2 separate regions of the Mus musculus genome follow, and region 2 is linked to region 1. Evidence: chromatin loops called from intact Hi-C (ENCODE). Cell type or tissue: gastrocnemius. All regions are shown on one strand. Links, peaks and the distances in the headings refer to the core of each region. The heading gives the core; the rest is flanking DNA.

Evidence for each region. Hi-C counts contacts between places; a loop is a spot of excess contacts. Peaks named below come from ENCODE experiments on the same cell type or tissue, not always from the same donor. Only the 100,000 strongest peaks of a DNase experiment are listed, where the experiment ranks them.
Region 2: a loop joins it to region 1, with 12 times the contacts of the local background. A loop is called at or near these places in 3 of 42 quality-filtered maps.

What each region holds. Positions count from the first base shown.
Region 1 is chr4:101,365,773-101,368,686 of GRCm38, reverse strand. It overlaps 0610043K17Rik (RIKEN cDNA 0610043K17 gene), which reads right to left. Exons shown (of 4, transcript NR_040640.1): 2 at 1,548-1,697. Among named protein-coding and RNA genes, the nearest start is that of E130102H24Rik, 11 kb to the right of the region's middle. In gastrocnemius, for the core only: a CTCF peak has its summit at 1,210 (motif pointing right); a DNase peak (open chromatin) is centred at 1,206; H3K4me3 peaks cover 171 bases; H3K27ac peaks cover 710 bases.
Region 2 is chr4:100,997,172-101,000,085 of GRCm38, reverse strand. The region is part of intron 26 of Cachd1 (cache domain containing 1); the gene reads right to left. Among named protein-coding and RNA genes, the nearest start is that of Raver2, 70 kb to the left of the region's middle. In gastrocnemius, for the core only: a CTCF peak has its summit at 1,788 (motif pointing left); DNase peaks (open chromatin) are centred at 869 and 1,776.

The sequences.
Region 1 (2,914 bases), core at 218-2,717:
GAGTGGGTGGGTGGGGGAGCACCTCATAGAGGCAGGGGGGAAGGGGGATGAGATAGAGGGTTTCTGAAGGGGAGAACTGGAAAGGGGAAAACATTTGAAATGTAATTAAAGAAAATATCAAAAAAAAAGAAAAAGAAAAAGAAAAGAAAAAAGAAAGCCACCTATAAAGTGCTAAAGTCCTCAAATGTATGACCTAAGCATTCTTCACCCTCTTTCTCTCCTCCTCCTCTTCCTCTTCTTCCCCACCCTCCACCTTCCCCATCTCTTTCACTCCCTTCCTCTTCCCCTTATTTCTCTTCATCTCATATACTCTAGGCAGTCCTCAAACTCACTATATATTATCCAAGGATGACCTTGAAATTCTTACCTCCCTGCCCCGGTCTCCTGAGTGCTGGCATTACAGGCTTGTACCCCCACACTCAGTTTATGAAGTACTGGAGATGGGACTCAGAGCCTTATCATGGAGGCAGTCACTCCATCCACTGAGCTACATTCCCAGGACACTCATCACTCTCTTAGCAAATAGTCTGTGGTCTTTACTATGGTAAGTGTGGCAGCTACAAAACAATGAACACTACTGACCAGGACCTTGCATTTTGGAGCTTCTATTTTTTTTTAAGATTTATTTATTTGTATGTGCATTTATGGTTTGCCTGCATGTATGCCTGTGGGAGGGTGCCAGAACCTCTGGAACTGGAATTACAGACAGTTGTGAGCTACCATGTGGATGCTGGGAATCAAACCTGGGTCCTCTGGATCAGTGAGTGCTTTAAAATGCTGAGCTATCTCTCCAGCCCTGGAGCATCTATTCTTGAAGTATGAAGCCAGCTACAGATGGATGGATAAATGGTTGGGTGGATGGATCAACAGAGGAATGAATAGTTGAATCAGTGGCTGGATTGATGGATAGAGAAACAGGTAGATAGGTGGGTAGGTGAACACATAGATAGATAGATAGATAGATAGATAGATAGATAGATAGATAGATAGAAAGATGATGGATAGATGGATTAGATAGGTAAAACAAAGTACTAAGAAATTAAATTCTCTGTAGATTTAAAAGAATGACAACACACACACACAGAGAGGGAACGGACATACACACACACAGACACACATACGGACACAAACACTCTAGGACTACATAAAGAAACTGTCTCAAAACAAGACAAAACAAAAGGAGGGTGACGGCAATGAATGACTAAACCACAAGAGGGAGCCAGTCATGCAAAGACCAGAGGGAGGAGCTTTTTAGATTTTTTTTTTTTTTTTAAACTGTCCTGAGCCCTTGAAATCCTCCTCTATTCATTCCCTCTTCCCTCTTCACTTAGATTTTCAGGAACAATAGAACTTTGTTAGCCATTTGAATCCAGCTCTCCATTTTACTATTCTTATACCTTTTGCAGCTGGTTGTAGCTGGCAAACACACACATATAAGCACATACACGCAGAGAGACACACAGAGAGAGACGCAGGAACACAGACATGTCACACATGCACACACGCATGCACGCACACACAGTGAGCTCACTTTAACCACGCCGTACCTGTCCGGTTTCCCAGCTGACACAATGTATTTCTCAATGAGTTTCCGTTCTCTCTTCTCCCCATCCACTCCTCGGCTGGTGACCTCACCACTTTCCTCTTCTGCTGTAAGCCCATACTCCCAGTGTTCTCAAGGTGGAGCTAGCAGGACCCTGTCCAAACAAACAGACACTGAGACTCAGTCTTTCCATGTCTAGGCTCCATATGTGTTCTCCCACTTCAGTCCCGCCCCAGAACACCAGGAATCTTAGTCTCCATCCACCATGAAAACTCAAAACCCCAAACCAGCAAGCCCTGCCTCTCTGTCCCCAAGGCTCCCTCTATCAGATCATTTCCCTCAGTGTAATGACACTGCTGTCACTCCAGCCACTTAAAAACAAGCAAGTGTCACCTCTGGCTCTCCTCCCTGCACTGATTACATCTTATTTCCCTGTAACCAGTCCAGCCTATCAGGTGTCTGAGTTACCTCTTCTAATTTTTCTTTTGTTCTCTCTGGAGTTCTTCCCTCACTCGACCTTGTGACTTGGGAACTGGAATAAGGAGACCCAGTTTCAAGGGGAAAAAAAAATCCCATTCAGATGATCACGTGACACCATTGGCCGAGACTGGCTGTTTAACCACCCCTTCCCTACCAACAAAGCAAAACCTTCCAGTCAAGAAAAAGTAATGAAGCAATTTGAAGTTAGGGAACAGGTGTCAGAGGGCCTGAAATGAGAGCAACACTACCTGTACTATAAGAATGAGTGAGTTCACCTCCACCCCTCCTCCCCTCCATCTCTTTATCCCTCCATCCCTCCATCTCTCCATCCCTCCATCTCTCCATCGCTCCATCATTTTCCTTTTTCAATCCCGAGTCTACCATCTCCCAGCATGTCTACGCAGGCTGTCTGAATGGGTATCAGGCAGACCTGTTCATCCTTTAGGAAAAAGGCCAGTGTGATGCACAGGGATCTTCATTTAATATGTTCTTAACTCTGACGTTAATGAAACCACAAATAACTTCGCCCTAACTAGGAATCGGCGTCGGAGGAAGAGACATTGCCAAACAAAATCCACTTATTGTAAGATGAACAACGTTGCCCATTTGTGGTCATTTAAACATATTTATAAAATTGTATTTATATTTACTAATTTGTGAGTATATGTTATATGGCAGTATTCATTTGGATGTGTGCACACATATGTATGTGCACACCCTTGGAGGCCAGAGGTTGACAATGGGTATCCCTGGGTACTGTCTTTTTTTTTTTTTTTTTTTTTTTTTGAGGCAATGTTGCTTACTGAACCAGGAGCTCATTCACACACACACACACACACACACACACACGCACATGCACACGCGCGCGTGCGCGCGCACACAGACACACAC
Region 2 (2,914 bases), core at 272-2,771, 370 kb after region 1:
CCCATTGTTTTGGTTTATTATTTTTGGAGATATGGTCTTGCTACATAACCCAGGCTAGCCTGGAACTCACTAAATAGCCCAAAATCCTCCTGCTGTGCTTCATGTGCTGGGGTTAAAGATGGTCACTGCTTTGCCTGGCTAGCCAATATTTCTTATTTGCTGCCTCTGCACTCCTAGCATGGAACACAGTGCCTCACACAAAGGAGATAGTTCACAGCAAAACCAGCCAGGTCCGCAGGTACAGATCTGTTAAAGGCATCTTAGAAACTGAGGCAGGAAGATACAGGCTCAAGGCTGGTCTGGGCTACAGAGCAACTTCAAGGCCAACTTGAGCAACTTAGATTCTGTCTCAAAATAAAGTTAAAAAGGGCCAGGAAGATACCTCAGTGGGAAACCACTTGCTTGGCATATACAAGGCTTTAGGATCAGTCCCCCAAACTCTAAAAAACAAGCAAGCCTTCGCACACTATAACTCCCCAAGTCATGACATCAATGTGTCTTCTCTTCCCCGTCGCTTTCCCTAGCATGCCAAACACTAGTCTCATATAATTAGGAAGATTTGGAAATCCATTTTTTTTCCTATTCAATAGTTTTTAGTCCAGAGATTTTCTATAACTATTTGCCTCATTGTGTTTGGATTTGAGATTTCCCCAGAGGCTGTTGTGTTGGGGGCTTGGATATTGTTTATTGTGCTTTGGGAAGGGGCTCAACCAAGATGGCTCCAACCTCATCTGTGGACTGATCCCTTGATACATTCAAACCATGCAGCATTAGTGGGAGCAGGTCGGAAGTAGGTGGTGGGGTCCAGTTAGAGGAAGTATGCACCTGGAGGCTCGCCCTGGAAAGATATACCTCACCCACCATGAGGCCATCACTGTTTGCTTGGCCGGGGCCCAGAAATAGCATGCATGGCTAGCTAAGCATAGACTGAGACCCGTTAAACTGTGAGCCAAAAATACGTTTCCCTCTCTGAGGTGGCTTCTCCCAGCATCTGCAAGTGATGAGAAGTGTGCACCGACATGACTCATTCACTCCACACTTTCCGAGTATTTAATTACATGAATGGGAATCCCCAGGGCACAGCCAGTGGCAGAGCAGCAGGTAAAACAATGCATGCCCTTTTCTTTCTCTTTAAGCCTGCTTTTGTGGGTGTATGTGGTAGTCGTGTGAGTATGGGTGTGCACGTGTGGAGGTCGAAGGACAATCTCTAGTGTTGGTCCTTACCTCCTCCTTTGCTAGAGGCAGGGTCTCATTTGCTGCTGTATACACCAGTCTAGCCCTCCCACAGGCTCCTGGGGATTCTCCCATCTCCACCTCCCATTTCACGATGGGAAAGAACTCTGGGCTTATAGATGGGGCTTTTGTGCCTGGCTCTGTGTGGGTTCTGTGGAAACTCAGGTCCTCACTCCTTGTGCAGCAAGCGCTTTGCAAACTACAGAGCCTTCTCCTCAGCCCACAGACACATTTTCTCATCCAACAAATAACCATTTACTCGATGCCAGGCAGTTGTGCTGTGTACTGAGAACTGCGAGGGATCACGGAAAAAAATGTTATCTGAACACAAAGGACCTCTGGCAGCAATTGCAAAGGCATATGTAGAAAAGCATCTATGGAGATAGCCTCAAGTAAGATCCACACTTTAGGAATGAGGCCAGGCACCCATGAGGAATAGAAGACCAAACTTGGCTTCTGTAGTTTAGCATTCTGCTTATGTGTTTATGTTCCACTTCCTGAGACACTGTTACTTGGGAAAACCCAAGGTTCCTTCAGGGACTCACTCGCCATCTAGTGGCCACAGGCAGTAACTTCAGGAGAATAGTTCCAAAATATGTCTGCTTTTGACTAGGTTTTTGTTCATCATTCAAGGATGAGGGAGAAATCCCATTTTCAAAAAGAAAAGGTTGCCTAGCGATTGCACACACACACACATACACACATGCACGCGCATACACACTCAAGGAAAAATTATCTGTCTAAACTCGGCTGTGAAGTTTCTAATGAGGAAGTAACAGCAATATAAACTCACAAGGGGCAAATAAACACATGCTGGCTGCTTTTTTCAACTTAAAAATAATCCAGCAGATACCAGACAGAACTTGCTGTTTTCAAGAGAAATATGAGACAAAGCAGACAGACACACGGTTACAAAGCTGTTTAGTAAGTAGCTCAACTTGAAAGGCTCATATGCTGCCGACAAGAACAAACACTTTTAAGTTGTCTTGGGATATTGATGAAAGTGGGGTTGGGGTATTCGCAACACAAGAGTATTTGCCTAGCATGCACCAGATCCTAGTTTTCATTCCCAGCACCAAAGGTATAAAACCTTATGCTTTAAAACATGTCCTCACGAACTATCTCTAACAAGTTTCCAAGCAATCGAAATTTTCATTCTAGGAACATCATCACTATGCAGCTTACCAGGGGCCTAGGTGTTTAGCACTCTAGCATACGCATGCGTGTGTGCACACACACACACATGCACGCACGCACACTCAGCATAACGTAGAAGCCTGGCACTGCTTTCTCCTGAGCTCCAGCCCTTCCTTGGATCATGAACTACTTTCCCTTTCTCCTTTGTTCACTCCAGGAGTCTCTCTCCTTCCCCCATGTATGGATCTATGAACACATCTGCGCGTCATTTCTGGGTTCCCCTAGAGTATTAGCAGGGAGGAGAGAGCACAGGTGCAACCCCCCCCCCCCTGCTCCCACCGTCCCATGCCCTTTAATCTTCAAGGACTTTACCAGGTAGAAATTTTATTCCTGTTATTTATGTATGTATTTATTTTCGAGACAGAGTGTCCCTGTGTAGCCCTGGCTGGCCTGGAACTTGCTGAGGAGTAGATCAGGTTAGCCTCCACATAACAGGATCTGCCTGTCCCCGCATCTAGAGTTCTGGGATTAGATGTGTATTACC